2 separate regions of the Homo sapiens genome follow, and region 1 is linked to region 2. Evidence: read pairs that join two places in POLR2A ChIA-PET (ENCODE). Cell type or tissue: Panc1. All regions are shown on one strand. Each heading gives the region's core, and the rest is flanking DNA. Links, peaks and the distances in the headings are about the cores only. Region 1 overlaps NDFIP1 (Nedd4 family interacting protein 1). Region 2 has its middle 160 kb from the start of FGF1.

Region 1 (10,512 bases), core at 2,304-7,303, 390 kb after region 2:
TTATGTGAAATAATTTTGATTTTTAAAATGTTGGCAACTAATTTAAAAAAACTTGAAAAATAACTGTGGAACAAATAAACTATAGGCTAACTATAGCTCAAGAGCAGCCAGCTTGGGAGCTCTGCACAGAGCTCTGCAAGACAAAACACCATTAAACTGGTTCTCTTCAAAAGGGAAGTTCCCAAAATGACCCGAATATTGGGCACAAATGCTCATAAGTGTATCCAAACTCTTATTAATATATATATATATATATATATATATATTTTTTTTTTTTTTTTTTTTTTTTGAGATGGAATCTTGCTCTGTTACCCAGGCTGGAGTGCAGTGGCACGATCTCAGCTCACCGCAACCTCCGTCTCTCGGGTTCAAGCCATTCTCCTCCCAAGTAGCTGGGATCATAGGCATGAGCAACCACAGCCAGCTAATTTTTGTATTTTTAGTAGAGACGGGGTTTCACCACGGTGGCCATGCTGGTCTCGAACTCCTGACCTCAAGTTATCTGCCTGCCTCGGCCTCCCAAAGTGCTGGGATTACAGGCATGAGCCACCACGCCGGGCCAAACTCTTATTTTTTGCTTACAAGCAAATGGTACATAGCAAGAATGATCAATGATGAAGGATTATAAAACCTCCTCCCATGAAACTTTAAAAGGGAATCAATCCATTAAATTTCTTTAAATTATTTATGCCATAAGCAATCAATCTGAACATACGCTTAAGGGCTCCTCTTTGGTCCATTCAGGATTTGACTTGGGGAAACACGGGTGGTCAGCCTTTCTCTTAAAGGTACAGTTTAGAAAATAAGCAAGCCAAGGAACTATTTCTTCTAAATTATTCTCCTGTTGGTCATTTTTATTACTGAAGTTCTCAATAATCAATAGAGGAAAAAAAATTACTATTTCTCTTTCCTTAGAATTCTAATGACCAATCATAGAGTACATGATGCTGTTGAGGAGGTGGTAGATGGTGCGATGAATGATTTATGTTTTCTAAGTAAAATGTAGGGTCAGCAATGCAAGGCTCTGTCAGTTTTGGCAAAACAGGTCCTGAACTGTTTTGTTTTGTTTTTAGAGACACTGTCTTGCTGTCACCCAAGCTGAAGTGCAGTGACGCCATCATAGTTCACTGCAGGCTCCAACTCCTGGGCTCAAGGGGTCCTCCTGGCTCAGTCTCCCAAGTAGCTAGGACTACAGGCACAAACCACCATGCTTGGTTAATTTAAAAAAATTTTTTTGTAGAGACGAGGTCTTGCTATGTTGCCCAGGCTGGTCTTAAAATCCTGGCCTCAAGGTGAAATCCTCCTGACTCAGTCTCCCAAAATGCTGGGATTACAGGCGTGAGCCACCATGCCTGGCCCAGGTCCTCAATTTATTAAACACCTGCCAGGCATGGGTGCCAGGATGTCCTAGCCAGAACCATTAGCAGAACCACCACCAAGGATCTTAATTAAGGGGGCAACAAGAAGCAAAACAGGACATAGGAGAAACTGATGTCACAGAAGCACAGTGAGGCAATCACACCATCTTTAATAGCCACAAGATGGCCCTGTTATTCTTTTGTAGAAATGACAGAAGTGATGGTGGTCTCTCTAACTGTATCATATATATTTTCTTTACATATAATCAAGAAGCCAACATTGAAATAATTTACTCCAATGTTCATCTCTTTGTTTTAATGTCTAGGAAAAAAGTATTTAAAAATAAATATTTAGAGTAAAAAATATAATCCAGGCCAGGCATGGTGGCTCAGGCCTGTAATCCCAGCACTTTGGGAGGCCGAGGCGGGCGGATCACAAAGTCAGGAGATCGAGACCATCCTGGCCAACACGGTAAAACCCCGTCTCTACTAAAAATACAAAAAAATTAGCCGGGCGTGGTGGCAGGTGCCTGTAGTCCCAGCTACTCGGGAGGCTGAGGCAGGAGAATGGTGTGAACCCGGGAGGTGGAGCTTGCAGTGAGCCGAGATCACGCCACTGCACTCCAGCCTGTGCGACAGAGCAAGACTCTGTAAAAAAAAAAAAAAAAAAAAAAAAAAAAGTCCTCTTGCCTATTGTAAAATAGTTCTTATTCTCACCAACGGTAAACTAAAGCATTCTGGAAATCCAATGGTGGTTCTTTCAGAAGTTATGTCTAGCGAGGTTACATATTTTCTGTTTTCTACTGACAGACCCACCAAAGATGGGCCACCTGCACTTATGAGTTAGTTCAACTGGCTGCAGTAAGCGTATAAGCAATTCTGGTTTGAGTCTGTGAATGCTGTGTGGCAATAGCTCACAAGGGGAAAAAAACTGACAGACTACAGAGTCATCAGCATACCCCATTTATCACATGGGGGAGAAGAATATATGTATAGGTTAGGAAGAACCTACAACCACAAAGAAACTTTTTATTAACGTGCATGTTACTCTGATGGTAACGAAAGACTATTTTTAAGAAAGCAACATTTTAAAAATGTTTATTATTAATTGTTAATATATTACTATACAGTAATCAAGATGAACATTTACTACAAGTAATTTTACTTATAAAATTTAATGTAATGTTTTCTTGCCTTTTCTTACATTAAAAACACTTACCTAAAACAAGGAACACCCACCAGAGCCAGTACTGACCATCAAAATATCCAGGGAAATAGGTGGAAAACTAAAAAATAAGGCAAAACACTTTATAGCAGCTTAACAGACACAATTTCTCATTTTAACTTAAGGGTACACAAAATCACAAAATGCAAGACTTATTCTTTTTTTTTTTTTTTTTGAGACGGAGTTTCGCTCTTGTTGCCCAGGCTGAAGTGCAATGGCGTGATCTCGGCTCACTGCAACCTCTGCCTCTCAGGTTCAAGCGATTCTCCTGCCTCAGCCTCCCGAGTAGCTGGGATTACAGGCATATACCACCATGCCTGGCTAACTTTATATTTTTAGTAGAGATGGGGTTTCTCCATGTTGGTCAAGCCGGTCTCAAACTCCCTACCTCAGGTGATCCACCCACATCAGCCTCCCAAAGTGCTGGGATTACAGGCGTGAGCTACCGTGACCAGCAAGACTTATTTGTTCTACCAATGCCATCACTTAGCCTTTAGAATAATTTTAAAATATAAGTGAAAGTATTTTACATATTACTAGCTTGAAATGGTTACAATAAATGCAAATCTATTTCCTTTCAAGGAAAAGCAATTGTTAAATATGACAGCTTTTAGCTTTATTAACTCCTTATTTTGAAAGTATACAAAAATTGGTTTTTTTAGAAAACATTTTCCCCACATAATATTTGCTCTTCTAGAAATGTGTTTCAATAATGATCGTTTTACTTTGCCTATTCAGTGCCAAAAGCAATTATTATTATTATTAATTTTAAGAGACAGGATCTCACTATGTTGTCCAGGCTGCATTTGAACTCCTGGGCTCAAGCAATCCTCTCACCTCAGCCTCCTGAGTAGATGATACCATTGCCTTCTTTCTAATGAGGCCTGATTTTCTTCCTACTCCTCCAGCCTTGTCTTGACTTTGGAAGCTTTATCATGTATACCAGGGTAATCCCCTTCCCTTGCTGGTTTAGGAATGGGCACAGGATGCCATTCTGACCAGTGGAAATTGAGGGCTTCTGAGAAGCTTTCCTTGCTTCTCAAAGAAAAAAACAGTTCTTTCTAAAGGTGGTAGAAAATTTTTTTTTAAATAGTTCTTTTTCTTCTCTTGAGCACTGTCGTGTTTCAATGTAATACTGATACGTGAAACTGCCATCTTTTAACCCTGAGGGGAGGGGGGACCTGTGCCAATATGCTGATATGTCAGCTGTCCTTGATGATGTCAAAGAACCACTGACTTAACTAACCTTGTCAGGGACTTGTTTTCAGGGGAAATAAAATTTCCCCGTTTAAAAAAACAATTAAAAATTTTTTTCTAAGCCATTTTGAGCTAGGTTTTTGTTACTCACAGTCAAAAGCATCCTACCTGATACAAGTTAATTCATTTAACTTTTTTTTTTTTTTTGAGAAGGAGTCTCGCTCTGTCGCCCAGGCTGGAGTGCAGTGGCACGATCTCGGCTCACTGTAAGCTCCACCTCCTGGGTTCACGCCATTCTCCTTCCTCAGCCTCCCGAGTAGCTGGGACTACAGGCCCCCGCTACCATGTCTGGCTATTTTTTTTGTATTTTTTTAGTAGAGACGGGGTTTCACCATGTTAGCCAGGATGGTCTCGATCTCCTGACTTCGTGATCTGTCCGCCTCGGCCTCCCAAAGTGCTGGGATTACAGGCGTGAGCCACCGCACCCGGCCCATTTGATTCACTTTTTAAATGCAGTTGAAAATTTAGTTTGAAAAAAAAAAAAGACTGGAATTAATTTTATTTCTCTTTTCCTTGGAGGCTTTGGTGTCCAAGAGTTTAATGTAGTTCGAAAAGTAAAATATAGTATTTTCTTTGTTAATAAAGTAACAATTAAAATTTAGGGAAGGAATGAAAACCTCTTTAGGGCTCGAGTTCTTAACCTAAAGTCCATTATTATAGATGAGTACATATTAGCTATGTGGGGGAAAAGCTTACAACTTTCATCAGATTCCCAAAGGATTCTGGAACCCTAAAAACGTTAACAAATGTTTTATAATAAATAAGGTGGCACTACGTAGAAAAACTACAGTGGTCAAGCAACACCCATTAGTTAGTTAAGTATGCCAATTTATGACGGATAAATTGGTTTTGTTTATAAGGTTGACGATAGCAATAAATTTATCTGAAATCAGAGGATACTTTAAAAGCCTAGATCTTTTACAACTGTAAATTACTTCATGCAAATTTAACTAACTGGTAACTCTGAAGTCACTAAAGACATACATCTCTGTAATTTACTTGAGAGGTAGGCTCCTAATGGAGCAATACTTGTTAAACAGTTTTGGCTCCCCAAACATTTTGGCATAAGCAATCCTGGAAGGGAGAGGGGAAGAGAAGGAGAAAAGAAAAGAAGGAAGAAGAGAGCTAGATTAAAACTGTAACAGAATTAATGAGAGGAATGGCTGCTTTTGATGAGATATCAAAGGGGTAATATCCTTCCTTTTATTATAAAAACAACTAATTTCAGAACATATACATTATCATATTATAAACATTAAAAACAAACAAAGCAGATGGTGAACAATATTAATGATAGACCAGTTTTCAATAGATTTGACAACAAAACTTGTGTGCATGAACCATTTGCAAATGATTTTGGTTCAGCTTCATCATGAAACCACAGACAAACCAAAAATCATTTAACACACTGAAATAACTTTTAAAAAAGCAAATGAAAAATCGAATATTCAAAAATATTCTGATTATTGCCTCTCTGTAGAGCCCATCTTTTCTGTTATACAACTTACCCTGACAATCAGGATCCATTTAATTAGAGAGAGACCAAATCCTGAAATGGCCCCATACCTTCCTGCAGCTGAAGTGGTCAGGCAAAAAGACAGGAAAAACCCAATCCAGTTAAAGAGGAATGCCACTGCAAAAGCAGAGGAGGGGAAAGATGTTAGACATGTCCTGTTACCCAAGAACAAGAGTGCCTTACACCTGCCTCTGTTTAAATGACTTTCCAAAGGATAAAAGACAGCCTGTCCTCCACAACCGTCACCATACCTCCTCTAAAACATCCATTCTTCTGTCTTTCCCCAAAAAGCAAACAAGAAAAACTCCTCCCTATCAGGTTTTACACACTTATGTCTACTGCTAGTCACTTTCAAAAACGCCTTAATAGGCTGAGCACAATAGCTCACATCTGTAATCCTAGCACTTTGGGAGGCCAACGTTGGAGGATCCCGAGCCCAGCAGTTTGAGACCAGCCTGAGCACCACAGTGAGACCCATCTCTACAAAAACTGAAAAAAACAAAACAAACAAACAAACAAACAAAAGCCGGGCACAGTGGTGCACACCTGCAAGTCCCAGCTACTTGGGAGGCTGAGGTGGGGGGATCACTTGAGCCCAGGAAGTCAAGGGTACACTGAGAAGTGATCACACCACTGCACTCCAAATTCAGCCTGGGCAACAGAGCAAGACCTTGTCTCAAAAGGAAAAAGCAAAAAAAACAAAAAACAGCAAAAAGCAAACCTTAACATTCACCAAACTGTATACTTACAACCTCTGCTTTTTTTTTTTTTTTTTTTTTTGAGACTGAGTCTCACTCTGTCACCCAGGCTGGAGTGCAGTAGCACGACCTTGGCTCACTGCAATCTCTGCCTCCCAGGTTCAAGTGATTCTCCTGCCTCAGCCTCCCGAGTGGCTGGGACTATAGGCGTGCACCGCCAGGCCCGGCTAACGGCTAATTTTTGTTTTTAGTAGAGATGGGGTTTCTCCATGTTGGCCAGGTTGGTCTTGAACCTCTAGCCCCAGGTGATTCGCCCACCTCAGCCTTCCAAAGTGCTGGGATTACAGGCATGAGCCACTGTGCCCAGCCTTTGACCTCTTTTTTTTTTTTTTTTTTTGAGACGAAGTCTCACTCTTGTCCCCCAGGCTAGAGTGCAATGGTGCGATCTCACCTCACGGCAACCTCTGCCTCCCGGGTTCAATCGATTCTCCTGCCTCAGCCTCCTGAGTAGCTGGGATTACAGGTGCCTGCCACCACACCCAGCTAATTTTTGTATTTTTAGTAGAGATGGGGTTTCACCATGGTGGCCAGGCTGGTCTCGAACTCCTGACCTCAGGGCATCTGCCTGCCTCGGCCTCCCAAAGTGCTGGGATTATAGGCATGAGCCACCATGCCCAGCCTGACCTCTGCTTTTTACTGTGTGTGTTATATATATATAGTCCAGTAAATAAAATAAATGCCTTCAACATTAAATAAGTGCCCCCAAATAATCTGATTCAAGTCACTCATCCTCCTGTTCTCTGAATTTTGACAACTTATATAACATCACCTCTAAAAGCATTGCATTTTCTTATCTTTCTAATACAACAAATAAAGGAAATGGTTGCTCACTTCTATGTGAGGCACACAAAAAGATAAATGGCAAGTAACATGAAGGGAGAAAATCAGGCTGACTTTGATCTGTCAGAAAAAAGAAGCTTTCAGAGCAAAATTCATCAAAGGCATTTAATTCCTATTCTACAGATTAAGTATGAGTAGAAGCAACGCAAAAGGGCCCCGTAGACCTGGAAGATGAGGCTTAGCTCATGTAAAAATGCAGCATCCTCATAACTGCTTTAATTATATTTTCCACAGATATTCATGAAAATAGAAGGCAAAGAGAAGGGATATTAAAACAAAGGTATATTAAGCTTTGAATATTCCAGTAAAAGGCACCAAATAAACATAATGTATTAATATATTAGCTCAACTAGTTATTTTAATTCAGTCAGATTCACCCATAATCCAAAGCACTCTAGTTTGTAGGGGGTGGTTCTGATATGCATACATACTTACTGAAAAAAGTTAACATGAAAATCCCATCATTTCCTATCCTCAGCTGGTCAGCATCATCAAAATCATCCCGACCCACAAAATCCTCATCCTAAATGAAAAGAAAAAGAATTATTTCTAGGCAAAGGGAAGACATAAAGAAAAATGAAGGGTTAAATTTGAGTAGCAAGGAAAAAAGTTATTGCTTTGGTTCAGTTCAAAATTATGAGCATTAAAGGCTCAATGTGTGTTTAAAATTCCATTTTGCATTATTAATATATAATTAGAAAAGAAGCAAATCTTTCTTCTATCCCCAGTGTTCTAAATGAAATTTTCATCTTATAACCCAAGTTCTTTAACAATACACTTCAAAAATTTAATACACTTCAAAAACAATACACTTCAAGAATAGTTCACAAAGAACTATTTACTCTTCCTTTAAAAAAATATACCTCAAGAAAAGACAAAAGACAAAATTTACTTACACATTTGGTTTAAATTCTAGAATATCAGTAATCGAGGACCTGTTTAGGACCTAAAATATTAGTAATTAGAGATAAAATCAGCCAGGTGCAGTGGCTCATGCCTGTAATCCCAGCACTTTGGGAGGCCAAGGCAGGCAGATCACGAGGTCAGGAGATCGAGACCATCCTGGCTAACATGGTGAAACCCGTCTCTACTAAAAATACAAAAAAATTAGCCGGGAGTGGTGGCGGGCACCTGTAGTCCCAGCTACTCGGGAGGCTAAGGCAGGAGAATGGCATGAACCCGGGAGGCAGAGCTTGCAGTGAGCCAAGATCCCACCACTGCACTCCAGCCTGGGCAACAGAGTGAGACTCCGTCTCAAAAAAAAAAAGATAAAATCAACCAGCTCAAGTGCTTTACGAGGCTGATATAGGGGAAAAAAGAATAGTACGATCATACATGAATAGTCCACAGAACTGCCCACTGCTCAACTCCATAAGCATGTATTTGTATTGGTATACAGATCTAAATCTCACTTCTAACCTTATCAGCAGATAAGATCTTTTCCATCCTAACTTGATAACGTAATATTGCAAAACTAGAAATAACATGATCATGAACAATACCAACACATGTGGGCTATCTTTTTAACTGATATAGGTGTGTGTTGAGATATTTAAAAATAATTGAATATATACTTAAAAGTGATAGATTTGTACACAGTTCAATGAGGGCTCCTTAAATGAAAAATATTTTAGGGAATATCAAAACTTGTTGTACACAGAAAAGGGTCTGGAAGACCCAAATTGTTAACAGTGGTTCCCCTGGGGAGTGGGAACTAGAGAAAGGGAAGTCGGTGGCAATGGCAGCTTCCTTTTCTAACTTAACATACTTCCTCTATTGTTTGAAATTTCTATAAAAACGAATTTTTATAATTAATTTTTTAAAACATTAAATACCTAGTATTCTTACTTCGTATCAGCAGAATAAGGTTTTGCCAAAATTAAAAGCTAATTGTTTTTTGCATAACTATTCAAAGATATACTCCAAAAAATATATGGAAGTAACATCTAATAATATTACGAACACCTTCTAACTGTTCTTCCTGTCCTCTTGGTATCTCTTCTACCATGATGCATCCTAGAAATTGCTGCCAAGTTAATGTTTCCAAAACACCACACAAGTCCTCTCATACCCCTGCTCAAAAACTCTGAAGGATTCTCTAAAAGCTACATATGAAGTTTAAATACGCCCATCTAACATTCCAAAGATTCTATAAACAACAGTTGTAGTCAGGACTTTCTATCTCCCTTCACAAACTCTTGCTCATACAAAGCCAATTACTACATCCACAGAACTGCCTTCACCTGGCTGAATTCACACCTGCTTTCTGTGCCTTTTTCCCTCTGGAATGTTCTTACCCATCAAAACTCCGGGCCCACATCAAATCTCATTTTCCCCTATGATCACCCAGTAAAAAGTTTCAGTTCTTGATGCCCACTGCTCTTATGTGTCTTAGTTATCAGTATTTGTGGGCCCTTTACCCTAGTTGGATTTTAGGCTTTTGAATAACAATGAGGAACACTGCCTTATACAAAGCTTTTTACCTATCCACTGTAAAATATACTGCATCTTATATTTAAAAAGTGCTTTATACATGTCTGCTGAATACTAGAGCCCTTTAAGAAGTTCCTAAATATGTACTTGTATCAAATGAAAGTATTCTGAAGAGTTATGTGATTAATCAGAGCTAATTTCCATACTGATCTATTTACCATATATTGCAACAGATCTGCAGAGTACAGTGAAACAAACAAGGACTTTGGATTCTAGAATATCTGGGTTTGACTTTCACTTCTGCTACTTATCAGTCATATGACTTTGGGAAAATTACTTTTTCTCTCTGGACCTAAATTTTCACATCTGTAAAATGGAGATAATATAATCTCTACCTTTCAAGGTTACTATGAAGATTGGAAACAATATACAAAATATATAAAAGCATCAAGCACAGTACCAAGCATGTGGTTTGCTTCCAATATACGGCAGTTACATTATGATGGTCTTGCCCTTAGACACTAGGGTTTTTAGTTTCTCCCTGGTACCTGTAAGAACTGAATGCACATCATCGCCATTTAGGATCATCCTAGATTGGGCTCATAAACTATTTCTACCAAGCAATGATTTTAGGAGCTTCGCTCCTCACAGTAGGTGTGGTCTGCAAACTGTCTACTATCTTAAAGCCAAGAGGGGAACATCTGGGCCTATGCCATCACACTGCCCAGACTAGGCTTCTGTACTTGCTCATCACTCACTCCAGTTACTTGCTAGAATAGAGCCTAGAGGCCTGATGGTCCCCGCATTTCTGGGGACTTATCCTGCTTCCATTCTCCCACAATGCCCTACCTTCATCAGCCTCAATCTGGATGAATATTTACAAAATGACAAATGCAGCACTCACATATCTGACATCAAGAACCAAGAGTGCCCAATAATCTCCACTGGTTTATATGGCATCCCAATCTCCACCTCCATGAATCAACATCAGGCTAGATGGAATCTGAACTCACTATGTCCCCACAAATGACATGATCTGGACTGCTGGAAGAACGGAGTTCATCTAAATCAATGTGAAGATCCCTCTTATGAGTTTAATTCTACAAATTTGCATATATTTATTCT
Region 2 (13,060 bases), core at 3,333-8,332:
GTTTGAGATGGGGTCTCCCTCTGTCACCCAGGCTGGAGTGCAGTGGTGTGGTCTTGGCTTACTGCAACATCAGCCTCCCGTGCTCAAGAGATCCTCCTACCTCAACCTCCCAAGTAGCTAGGACTATAGGCACACACCACCACATGGGGCTGATATTTGTATTTTTTATAGAGATGGGGTTTCACCATGTTGCTGAGGCTGGTCTCGAACTTCTGGAATCAAGTGATCCACCTGCCTCAGCCTCCCAAAGTGCTGGGACTACAGGTGTCAGACACAGCACTTGGCCACAAAATGTTTCAGACTCACTTTGTACTTTCCCTTCTTCAGACCTTAAATCAATATTTCTCCAAGGAGGCCTAGCTTGGCTTTGTGAGAAATGGTATTTAGATACCAAAATCAGGATACTAGATGTGCTCATTGATACTGGGTTTGATACTGGGTTTTCTTACATGTCTTTGCCTGAATGACTTATAGCATTTATTTAAGCCTTCCATGTGTAACCTCTCTTGTGATACTTATCTGGGTTTCAATTAGTAAGTAACACTTACTACATCTTCAATGTGTCCTAAATGTTATAGGTAAAATAGTTGCCAATTTTTTTTAGTATTTACCAAGTGCTCAAAAAACTCTGTACATGGTATTTGCATGCAGTACTTAGTCTCTGTAACAACTCAGTGATGTAGGCATTATTATTCATCCTTATTTGACAAATGAAATAACTGAAGTACAGAGAGGTGAGTACCCTATTCAAGGTCACAAGGTCACACAGCTCGTAAATGGCGGAACTGGGACTCAATTCCAGGTCTTTCTGACTTTAAACCTGCTGAACTACTAGGTAATATTATGCCAAAAACAAACACTGTAAAGGAAATAGAAGTATGCCTTCAAGCTAACTATGCCTGGGTATATGACATCATATTTGTAAAGTGAGTGGGATTATTTTATAATCTAACTTAGAGGCAGAGCCTGCTGGTGTGAGGAGGGCAGAAGGCACATGAATGAGTAAATCCCTTCACTTTTCCAGGCCTCAGCTACATCATCTGTAAGAGTGGAATGATGATATATCCTATACCTGTATTCCATATAAGGTTACTGTGGGGATCAAATGGTATTACATAAACAGTAGTCTTGGCAGAAATTATAAATCTCTAATACAAGAAGTGGCTCTCAAATCAAACTGAGTATGTAAAATAATTACCTAAGCGGAGGGGTGTGGGCTGAGTTTAAAGTGCAGATTATTGGGTCCTACTCTTAGAGATTGTGATTTAGTGGCCTGGTGTGGAGCCCAGGAATCTGAATTTTTTCTTTTTTTTTTTTTGAGATGGAGTTTCGCTCTTGTTGCCCAGGCTGGAGTGCAATGGCGTGATCTCGGCTCACTGCAACCCCCGCCTCCTGGGTTCAAGCAATTCTCCTGCCTCAGCCTCCCAAGTAGCTGGGATTACAGGTGTGTGCCACCACACCCGGCTAATTTTGTATTTTTTTAGTAGAGATGGGGTTTCACCATGTTGGTCAGGGTGGTCTGGAACTCCTGACCTCAAATGATCCACCTGCTTCGGCCTCCCAAAATGCTGGGATTACAGGTGTGAGCCACCGCACCCAGCCCTGATTTTTTAACATACAGCAGTGCCTTGGTATCCGTGGGGGATTAGTTCCAGGACCCCAGATACCAAAATCTGAGGATGCTCAAAGTCCCTTGTGTAAAATGGCTTAGTATTTGCATATAACTTAGGCACATCCTCCCATATACATCATCTCTAGATTACTCATAATACTTAATACAATGGTAATGATATATAAATAGTTACACCATTTTTTACTTGTACTTATTATTATTATATATACTTTTATTGTTTTGGGTTTTTTTCCGAATATTTTCTTTTTCTTTTTTTGAGATAGAGTCTTGCTCTTGTTGCCCAGGCTAGAGTGCAATGGCACGATCTTGGCTCACAGCAACCTTCGTCTCCCAGGTTCAAGTGATTCTCCTGCCTCAGTCTCCTGAGTAGCTGGGATTTACAGACGTGCGCCACCATGCCCAGCTAATTTTTGTATTTTTTAGTACAGACAGGGTTTCACCATCTTGGCCAGGCTGGTCTCAAACTCCTGACCTCAAGTAATCCACCCACCTCGGCCTCCCAAAGTGCTGGGGTTATAGGCATGAGCCACTGTACCCAGCCTCCAATATTTTCTATCCACAGTGGGTTGAATCTGCAGATGCAGAACTGGTGGACACAGAGGACTGACTGTACTTCCAGGGAATTCTGATGCAAGAGACTCACAGACCACGCTTGGAAAAACTCATGTAGTTGATGCAAAGATGAGAAAAGAGATGATAAACCCATGCTTAGAAACCACTTCTACATCTTTTCAGCCCCATTTCTGGCATTTGATCGCTTTTTTTCCCTATTTCTCTCTCCCTTATCTTTTTGCCGACTTTTCTCCTATTTGTCCTTAGTTTCAGCTCAAATGTCACTTCTGTTGCCTGCTCTCATCACATCCTTTGACTCTTGATAGCACACATCACCCTGATAAGTATGAAACTTCTGTCTGTGATTAGATGCTTCCTGTCTACTTCTCTTGATGGAGCGTAAGCACCAGAGGGCAGTAACCAGGACCCGTTCAATATGCCTGGTGCCCAGCACAGCACTTGGCACACAGTGAGCCATCAGCAGGTGTCTGCTGGACAAATGAAGGAATAAAAAGTAATACTAACTTTATTACCAGACAAGACTGAACAGCACACAGAATTCATAAATAACAAATACAGAATAAAGTTCATTACCAACAAGAATTGGATACCCTACTTCCTGTTCTCATAATCTTTCCCAAGGTTCTTGGAAAGACAGTTTTCATAGAGGAAACTGCACTTTCAATGACAGATTTGGGGACAATTGCTCAGAATAGGCAGGAATTCATAATGAAATTATGGCCCTCTGCTCTAGCCTCTCCTCCCACTTACTTCCCTCCTGGTTTCAGTTGTCATCTTGCACTGAAGCAACAGCGTCCCCTCCTTCCTGGCTCCCGCCAATTTTATCTAAGCAGTTCCAAAACAGGAGAGCTGCTGGCCCAAGGAGGCAGGGTATTCCAGTGGCCATCATTAATTGCGTGTGTTCCCCGAGTTATGTGCATTTTCATTTGTGCATTTATCTCCATCCTAAATGGGGCCCTTAAAGCTCCTTTACAATTTAACCTTGAGCCAAATAAGCATTGAATTTCACAACCAGAGCTTATGCTCATGTATTTATGGCAAGGTAGGAAGTGGGATTGTTTTAAGTATTTGTGTCTCCAAATTGGCCGCTGATTCTGTCTGGAAAAACTGAAAGAATGCATATGAAGGGGTGAGAACAGGAACTGTTCTACAAAGGTTTCCAGAACTCTACAGTGACCCTGAAGTTGGGGCCTGGGAACTAAGTTCATGTGACATTATTCCTTCGGGACACAATTCCCAGTATAACAGGGTAAAGAAGGACAAAACCAACAAGAATGTTCAACACTTCCTTTTTTTTTTTTTTTTTTGAGACGGGCTCTCACTCTGTCACCCAGGCTGGAGTGCAGTGGCGTAATCTTGGCTCACTGCAAGCTCCGCCTCCTGGGTTCAGGTGATTCTCCTGCCTCAGCCTCCAGAGTAGCTGGGATTACAGATGTCCACCACACCTGGCTAATTTTTGTATTTTTAGTAGAGACGGGGTTTCACCATGTTGGCCAGGCTGGTCTTCAACTCCTGACCTCAGGTGATCCGCCCACCTCGGCCTCCCAAAGTGCCGGGATTACAGGCATGAGCCATCGCGCCTGGACAACACTTCCATTTTAACAAAGATAATAAAACATCCTTGTACTGAAACCCGTTCATCTCAGAAAACATTAAGAGAACTATGCATGATGATTCTTTCAAATCTGGTTGACCTTATTTTCCTGTAAAATTCTCTTTGGTTTTGGCATCAGAACTGAGTTCTGAACTGAGGAAAGTGTAGTGGTGTCCCAGCACCAGGATTTGGTCTTCAACACAATAAACGGCTTTGTCAAAGGCAGAACGATGCGCAGCCCACTGGGTTCAAGTCCATGCCTATTGCTTACTACCTGAATGATATAGAACATGATACTTCCTCTCTGTGCCTTGGTTTCCTCAGTTGTGAGATGGGGATAATAATACATACTGGAGATGACAGTAGACACTTCATAAGATTGTTGTGAGGTCTAATGGAAAATGTGTGTAAAGAGCTTAGCACAAGGCCTGGCATGGAGTGAGTGTTAGTGACTATTAATTCAAGGTCTGGATTCAGAGAGGTCTCTCAGCTTTAAGACACACACTTGTATGATAAGGTCCAGCTGACTTCCTAAAGCCCATGTAATAAATGTATCTGCTGGACAGCTGTCCTTTTAAGTGTAAGTAACTTCTGGGTGTTTCCAAGTCTGGGACATTGCTTACTTACCTCATTAAGTCCTACTTCTCAGAGAAGCTGCTGCCCCACATTCCTGGCCTTCCTTGAAGATGGAGTGAAGGTATATGATCAGTCTTCTCTAATCAGAGAGACTTATCTTCACAAGAGTAACATGCATAATCCATTTTGTGGCAAGGGTAATGGCGTGACACGTGGTGCTTGGGGGCAGCCATCGGGAGGCTCAGAAGTTCAGAGCCCACGTCACAGTGAGAGCTGCAGAGGTGGACACAAGTGTGTGTATGTGTGCGTGTGTGTGTGTGTGTGAGAGAGAGAGTACACTGTGTGTGTGTCTAAGCATTCAGTAAATGAAATAGGGATATGATTTCAAATCAGTTGGGGAAGACAGTTTAGTCAACAAGCAGTCTAAATATATCTGACAACTCATTTAGAGGAAAACTTAGATTCTTACTTCTTATAATACACTAAGACAAATTCCAAATGGATTAGGGTTTAAATGTAAATCAATGACATGAAATAATATATGAAGCTATCAGAAAAGTATATAGGGAAATAGTAATATGATCTTGGATGGGGATGGTTTTTCTACGTGTATTAGGATGTCCCAGTTGAGCCTGAACTGGGACTCAGAGTTTGGCTCTGTTTGGAACTGGGCAGGCTCGTACAGCCAGTGTGGGTTGGGAGCAAATATATAGTTTGGGATTTTATTTGTCTGCAGGTAAACAGGCCTTCAGGAGGTGAGGTGGCAGGAAGGAGTTAATGGTAGATATTGACTGAAATGGACACAGGTTATGGTAAGAGGCTTCTGGCCCCAGGGACCAGATCTGAGTGCCCATGAAGTAGGGACAGTTCTGTTAGGAACATAGTGTGGCCCTAGCACAATGAGCATGGAAGGGACCATTTGAGCACCCAGAAGGCCTTCTGGGCCTGAAAGCACAAGGACTCGAGGCTTTCGTGGAGGTCTACAAGGTAATGCAAGTAGTATGGAGGCAAAGCCTGCCACGCATGAGGATCAGGAGCAGAAGTTGTGGCCACCTCACCTGCTAGATGCTTCCTTGTTTATATAAGGCTGGTTCTACAGATAATCAGTAGATTAAGAAATGACTCAGAGGGCAGATTCTGGCAAGACCATGGTGGTGATATAGTCTTTGAATCTCTTCGAATTCTCACACTGAAACAGAAAACCAAAAAAGCATGGAAGCATTTACAGCAAAACTAGATATTACAGATTAAATAATGGTGGCAAATACTCTGCAGCTCCTTACATCAAAAGCTGGAGTCTATCCTTCCACTCTTTGTGTCTGGACTTGCTTTCAACAATGGAATGTAGAGGAAGTAACACTGGCTGACTCCACAGCCTTGGTCTTGTTGAACAACCTGACTCACCTCCCTAATGATGAGACACCTCCATGAGTTCATAGTTTTGTTTTGTTTTTTTTTTAAGTCAGTTTTTGATGATGACAGGGAATCAATTCATTATCTTAAAAATTGATGTATAGGCCAGACATGGTGGCTCATGCCTGTAATCCCAGCACTTTGAGAGGTTGAGGCGGGTGGATCATGAGGTCAGGAGTTCGAGACCAGCCTGGCCAACATGGTGAAACCCCATCTCTACTAAAAATACAAAAAATTAGCCAGGCGTGGTGGCAGGCGCCTGTAATCCCAGCTACTCGGGAGGCTGAGGCAGGAGAATCACTTCAACCTGGGAGGCAGAGGTTGCAGTGAGCTGAGATCATGCCATTACACTCCAGCCTGGGCGACAGTGCCAGACTCTGTTTCCAAAAAAAAAAAGAAAAAAAGAAAAAACTTGATGAATAAAGAGAAAGCATTTATTCTGCCTTTCCTATATGAATTGTGCCACTGTGTAAGCAAATATTAGATGAGGCACAGCACCTCTTTATAATAAAAAGTATTCCAGTGAATGAATGAGAAAAAAGAACTAGAATCATCAGCAGCCTATAACCCCAATGAATTAAGACTGAGGCGGCCAGGTGCGGTGGCTCACACCTGTAATCCCAGCACTTTGGGAGGCCGAGGCGGGCGGATTAAGAGGTCAGGAGATCGAGACCATCCTGGCTAACACAGTGAAACCCCGTCTCTACTAAAAATACAAAAAATCAGCCGGGCGTGGTGGCGGGCGCCTGTAGTCCCAGCTACACAGGAGGCTGAGGCAGGAGTAAAGTGTGAACCCAGGAGGCGGAGCTGGCAATGAGCTGAGATCGCACCACTGCGCTCTAGCCTGGGCAACAGAGTGAGACTCCGTCTCAAAAAAACAAACAAACAAACAAACAAAAAGACTGAGGCAATGTGCACCAACAGCTACTAACATTACAAAAAAAAAGAGACAAGCAAACTTGATGTGCCACCTGATGAAGAAATGCAGTACCATTTATAGTCTTGCCCAAGGGATCAGCCATAAGTCTGATCAAGCCTCTGAATCAGTTGCCAATTTGCAGGAAATAAAAAGGACATAGGCAAACACGCTGAAGTGCACCATGGGATCGAAATGGACCAATTCCAGACCGTGGGCAACTCTACGGGTTGAGTACCTCTAATTTTTCAACAGATAAATTCTTTTTTTTTGAGACGCAGTTTCGCTCTTGTTGCCCAGGCTGGAGTGCAGAGGGGCAATCTCAGCTCACTGCAGCCTCCGCCTCCGGGGTTAAAGCAATTCTCCTGCCTCAGCCTCCCAAGTAGCTAGGATTACAGGTACCCGCCACCATGCTCAGCTAATTTTTTGTAATTTTAATAGAGACGGGGTTTCACCATGTTGGCCAGGCTGGTCTCTAACTCTTGGCCTCAGGTGATCCCCTTGCCTTGGCCTCTCAAAGTGCTGGGATTACAGGCGTGAGCCACTGTGCCTGGCCTCAACAGATAAATTCTAAGGAAAAGAAAAGAATGGTGAGAAATCTGTTAAAGAATCTTTTAAGAAATTGTTTTAAGAGGGAAAGACCAAGCTGTAGTATATAGGAATACATATTTGGGTGATAAAACTATTTTCTAAACTATGAGGAAGTGATTAAAGTCGGGCCAGCAGGAACTTTCTGGGGGAAGGAAGGAGTAGGATTGGACAGAGCCCAGGGTGGACCTTCTGGAGGAGGCAGCTCAGTTATGTTTGTGGACCTGGGAAGGGTTTGCCTTAGAATAATTCATTAAACTGTATATTTGTTTTGTAAGATTTTCTGTTTCTGGCTTTTTGTTTGTTTACAATACAAAGGGTTTTTACAAAGAAATAATTCTGAAAAGCAGGAAGTGAAAAAGTGAAACAATTATAGCTAGAGAGGTCTTCTCATACTGTTTATGGTTAGAGAAGCTGAAATAAGAAGCTGAACTCTGCTAGAGAGGCAAACAATACGGGCAGTTTACCTAGAGTGATTTTTCATAAGGGTAATCATCTTTTTGGGGAGGAAACAAATTAGAAGGGGATTAAGCAGTTTAACAGATGTGCAGAGAAAAAGGCTAGAAAAGGTATATACGGCATTTGCCTAGAAAGGATATACAAGGTATTTGCCATGGCATATTTTGAAATAAAGCATTATGAATGTTATTTATATTAATTCATGTTCCTTATCTAATGGTTCAACAATGTACATATATTGATTTTGTGAAACAAACCATTATTTTTCTTTTAAACTGGTTAACACCAGTCAGTAGAGTGTTTCTCTAGGTCCTGGTGGACACAACCCCTGTAGCAGTCTTAGATCCTGAGCCTGTCACACTCTGCCCCAGGCATTAAGAGCGTCCCATTCACACCCTTGGCTTGGATAGGTCCTTGCCCACAAGGAAACCTTTAGGTCATCATTTGGCTTCCCATATTACTGTCTTTCAGGGAGAGAATGCATTGAAGAGCTAATGTGAGCATTCCTGTGTATTTCATAGTAATATTTCTCACTGTAAATTAATACATGTTAAAGTACTTGTAGAAGGATTGGCTTAGGTCAAGAAGATGAACACTACTTTCTCTGAAAACCATGAGAAGGATAAATGATGAGATTTATTATTTTATACTTTAAAACCCTGGTCTATTTTTCTTCTGGACATTAGGATGAATCATCTGCTGAGTCCAGGGAAGGCTGGAACAGCTGCAAAAGGCAATGAGAAAGGGCTGAACCAAACACAGGTGAAGGAATTACTTCCTAACCCTCCAGATCCTACCTTGCACTGTCTATGCTGGCTCACCAGATCACCAAAAGGCACCCAAATTCCTGATTCAGATTCAGCTAGGACATACTAACACACTTAGAAATGCCATTCCCATCCAAGCTTAAATATTCACATACATATGTTATATATATAAATATATATATTTTTTGAGACATTTTCTATTGCCCAGGCTGGAGTGCAGTGGTATGATTTCAGCTTACTGCAACCTCTGCCTCCAGGTTCAAGTGATTCTCCTGCCTCAGCCTCCCCAGTAGCTGGGATTACAGGCATGCACCACCGCACCCGGCTAATTTTTGTATTTTTTTTTTTTTTTTTTTTTTTTGTATTTTTAGTAGAGACAGGGTTTCACCATGTTAGCCAGGATGGTCTCGATCTCCTGACCTCGTGATCTGCCCATCTTGGCCTTCCAAAGTGCTGAGATTACAGGCGTGAGCCACCGCGCCCGGCCTAATTTTTGTATTTTTAGTAGAGACGGGATTTCACCATGTTGGCCAGGTGGGTCTCAAACTCCCGACCTCAGATGATCTGCCTGCCTTGGCTTCCCAAAGTGCTGGAATTACAGGCATAAGCCACCGAGCCTGGCCAATATTCACCTATATTCTTTCCTAATATATTTGTGTATGGTTTCATGTTTCAAATTTAAATCCTTAATTCTTTTAGAATTTGTTTATATTTATTACGTAAAGTAAAAATCTAATTTTATTTTTCCAAATATTAGTTTGTCAACACCATTTATTGACTAATCTATCCTTTCTCCACTGGTTTAAAATGCTGCCATTATCAGGACTGATGCCACAGAAACAAAATACTGACCTTAACACTGAGGAGATTCTTCCATATTTTTAGTTAAAAGTCAGTTGTGGCTTCAAGAGAGAGGACCAGAGCCTTGATTCTAAGACTAGACAGAGCTTATGCTGGCTCACTTACAAATACGCATATATAACCACCAGCCTCCTTTCTCCCATCATGAATTCACTACCGGTTACTCAAAACAAGTGTTCTGGAATTAGACAACCTGAATTTGAATCCTGGCTCACTCTTTACTACCCAAATGGCATCGGCTACTTCACCTCCTTGTATCTTAGCTTCTCCCTCTGTAAAACGGGGATAACAGAAGGATCTACTGCACAGGCAATTGTGAGGACTAAATGAGATAAGGCACTTAAAGTGCCTGAGCAATAACAACACCAGCAGAGTATTATTTTTATGGTAGTGATCTTATCATCATTCTCATTATCACCATCCAGATGAGCTTATGATGGAATGTGGAGGATTCATATTCACTCTTCATTCATTCAATGAAATGCTATTGAGCATTTACTGTGTTTCAGCTACCATTTTAGCAGTGAATAATAAAGGCAAGGTCCCTACCCCTCAGAACTCACATGTTAGTGGGAAAACCATTAAAACAATGGCTAAAGAAAAAATATCTGTGAATAGTACAACAACAAAGTACAGCAGAGTGATACAGCGGGACTTCACCGGCAACTTTCCCTTACCTTGGTGGTCATGGAAAGCTTCACTGAGCCCCAGATGAATAGAAGAAGCCAATAAGAAACGTGTTGTTTTTCAAATACTTAGAGTTTTTCTTTATTATTATTATTGTTATTTTTTTTTTTGAGACGGAGTCTCACTGTCGCCCAGGCTGGAGTGCAGTGGCGGGATCTCGGCTCACTGCAAGCTCCGCCTCCCGGGTTCACGCCATTCTCCTGCCTCAGCCTCCTGAGTAGCTGTGACTACAGGCGCCCGCCCCCCACGCCCAGCTAATTTTTCCTATTTTTTAGTAGAGACGGGGTTTCACTGTGTTAACCAGGATGGTCTCAATCTCCTGACCTCGTAATCTGCCCGCCTCAGCCTCCCAAAGTGCTGGGATTACAGGCGTGAGCCACCGCGTCTGGCCCAATACTTGGAGTTTTTCTAGATATGTTTCCAATTTCTTATTCGATTCCACCGTAGTTAGAAAATAAAGTCTGTATAACTTTAGTCCTCATATATTTATTGAGATTTATTTTCTGGCTTAGATACCATTTATCTTAATGAATGTACCATATGCACTTGAAAAATGTGCATTCTGCAGTTGCATAAATATCAATTACATCAAAATGGTTGATGATGTTATTCATATCTTATGTGGTTTTATTTCTATTTTTGTCTAGTTCTGTCAGTTGCTGAGAGAGTAATGTTAAGTTTTCTAATAATAAATCTGGCTATGTCTATTTCTCCCTTTAATTCTATTTTTGCTTCATATATTTCGAAGTTCTATTATCAGGAGCATGAATATTTATAATTACTCGGTAATGGACTGAACCATTTTGTCATATCTCTCTTGATCTTCTATTTATTATTATTATTTTTAGTAGAGACAGGGTTTCACCATGTTGGCCAGGCTGGTCTCGAACTCCTGACCTCGGGTGATCCACCTGCCCTGGCCTCCCAAAGTGCTGGGATTACAGGCATGAGCCACCATGCCCGGCCTATTTACTTTTTAAAGAGATAATTTTGGCTGCTATGTGGGAGAATGTATTGTAGCAGGGATCAATGGGAGAAACACGGAAACCAATGATGAGGCCATTGCAATAGTCCAGAAGAAAGTTGGTGGTAGCTTGTACTACGGTAGGAACAGGAGGAAGGAAGAGAAGTGGACAGATTCAAATGTAAAGGTAAAGTCAACAGTATCTGCTAAAGGATTAGATGTAGTGACTGAAGGAACAACTCTAGGATGACTCCTAGGGATGACTCCTAGGATGACTCCTGAGCACTTAGGTGGATAATGGTGTCTTTTAATGAAATGGAGAAAATTTAGGAAGAAGCAAGTTGACAGTAGGCTGTAATAAGACATATTAAGTTTAGGGTTCCTATTAGATATTTAAGAAGAAATGGCAAGTACGTGGCCAGATATTTGACTCTGAAGTTCAAAGCAGAGGTTGGAGTGAAAGGTATAGATTGGGAGCTTTAGCTTATATGTGGTATACAACAAAATGGGATTAGATGAGCTTACTTGAGGGAAGTGAAGATGAAAAAAAGTGGTCTCAGGAACAAGCTCTTGGACTTGCCAAAATTTGAAAGTTGAATAAAAGAAAAAAAAGCAAAAGAAAATGTAGAAGTTTCAAGTAAGATAGGAGAAAAGCCTCCAAGAAAAAAAAAAAAATGCTTTAATAAGAAATGATAAGTCAACTGAATGCTGCTGTGAATTTGAGAAAAATGAGATATAGAATAACCTTTAGATTTAGCAGTGTGGGGTTGGGCGTGGTGGCTCATGCCTGTAATCCCAGCACTTTGGGAGGCCGAGGCGGGCAGATGACTTGAGCTCAGGACTTTGAGACCAGTGTGGGCAACATGGTAAAATCCCATCGCTACAAAAAAATACAAAAATTCACCAGCAGGCCGGGCGCGGTGGCTCACGCCTGTAATCCCAGCATTTTGGGAGGCCGAGGCAGGCGGATCACGAGGTCGGGAGATCGAGACCATCCTGGCTAACATGGTGAAACCCCGTCTCTACTAAAAATACAAAAAAATTAGCCGGGCATGGTAGCGGGTGCCTGTAGTCCCAGCTACTCGGGAGGCTGAGGCTGGAGAATGGCGTGAACCCAGGAGGTGGAGCTTGCAGTGAGCGGAGATGGCGCCACTGTACTACAGCTTGGGCGAGAGCGAGACTCAAAAAAAAAAAAAAAAAAAAATTCACCAGCAGTGGTGGCACACACCTGTGGTTCCAACTTCTCGGGAAGCTGAGGTGGGAGGATCATTTGAGCCCAGGAGGCAGAAGTTGCAGTGAGCCGTGATTGCACCACTGCACAGCAGCCTGGGTGACAGACAGACCTTATCTCAAACAAACAAATAAACAACAGATTTGGCAGTGTGTGAGGGGTGAATGAGGGTCAAAAGCCCACATGGAGTGGGTTGAGGAGAAAACGAAAGGCAGTGGGGAGTCAAGATGGTGACCATGGAGAGTATTTATGGAAGTTACACTGTGAATGGGGAAAGAAAGGGGCAGTGGCTGAAGGAGGATCTAGGTCAAGGAAAGTTTTCTTTGCTTAATGTTGGAGTTACAAGAACATGTTTATATACTAATAAGGAAAATCCACTATGTCTTGACTGTATGAACATAACTGTATCCAAATGCAGCCTGCCTATTCTTGGCTTTCCTTTTCTTACTTCGTATGTTCCCAAAGAGGGGGAAAGGATATATTTTGCTTTTTTTTTTTTTTTTTTTGAGACGGAGTCTCACTCTGTTGCCCAGGCTGGAGTGCAGTGACACGATCTCGGCTCACTGCAAGCTCCGCCTCCCAGATTCACGCCATTCTCCCGCCTCAGCCTCCCGAGTAGCTGGGACTACAGGCACCTGCTACCACACCCAGCTAATTATATTTTGCTATTTTTAAAACAGATAAAAACAGATTATGTAGTTATCAATGAGAACAAAATCCCACTGTTATCTGATTATGAACAGGCACTTATGGTCACTGATTTCAGTGATTCTACATTTAACATCCCATGTATATTTT

The links. ChIA-PET counts read pairs that join two places held together with the same protein. Peaks named below come from ENCODE experiments on the same cell type or tissue, not always from the same donor. Only the 100,000 strongest peaks of a DNase experiment are listed, where the experiment ranks them.
Region 1: POLR2A ChIA-PET joins it to region 2 with 5 read pairs; 6 of 35 experiments call an interaction of 5 or more read pairs at or near these places.

The regions. Positions count from the first base shown.
Region 1 is chr5:142,132,695-142,143,206 of GRCh38, reverse strand. NDFIP1 (Nedd4 family interacting protein 1) reads right to left here. Exons shown (of 8, transcript NM_030571.4): 4 at 7,390-7,477; 5 at 5,349-5,473; 6 at 2,578-2,644. Among named protein-coding and RNA genes, the nearest start is that of NDFIP1, 29 kb to the right of the region's middle. In Panc1, for the core only: no CTCF peak of the experiment used is centred there; no DNase peak of the experiment used is centred there.
Region 2 is chr5:142,522,500-142,535,559 of GRCh38, reverse strand. No RefSeq gene overlaps it. Among named protein-coding and RNA genes, the nearest start is that of FGF1, 160 kb to the left of the region's middle. RefSeq lists an enhancer at 11,949-12,450. In Panc1, for the core only: no CTCF peak of the experiment used is centred there; a DNase peak (open chromatin) is centred at 5,659.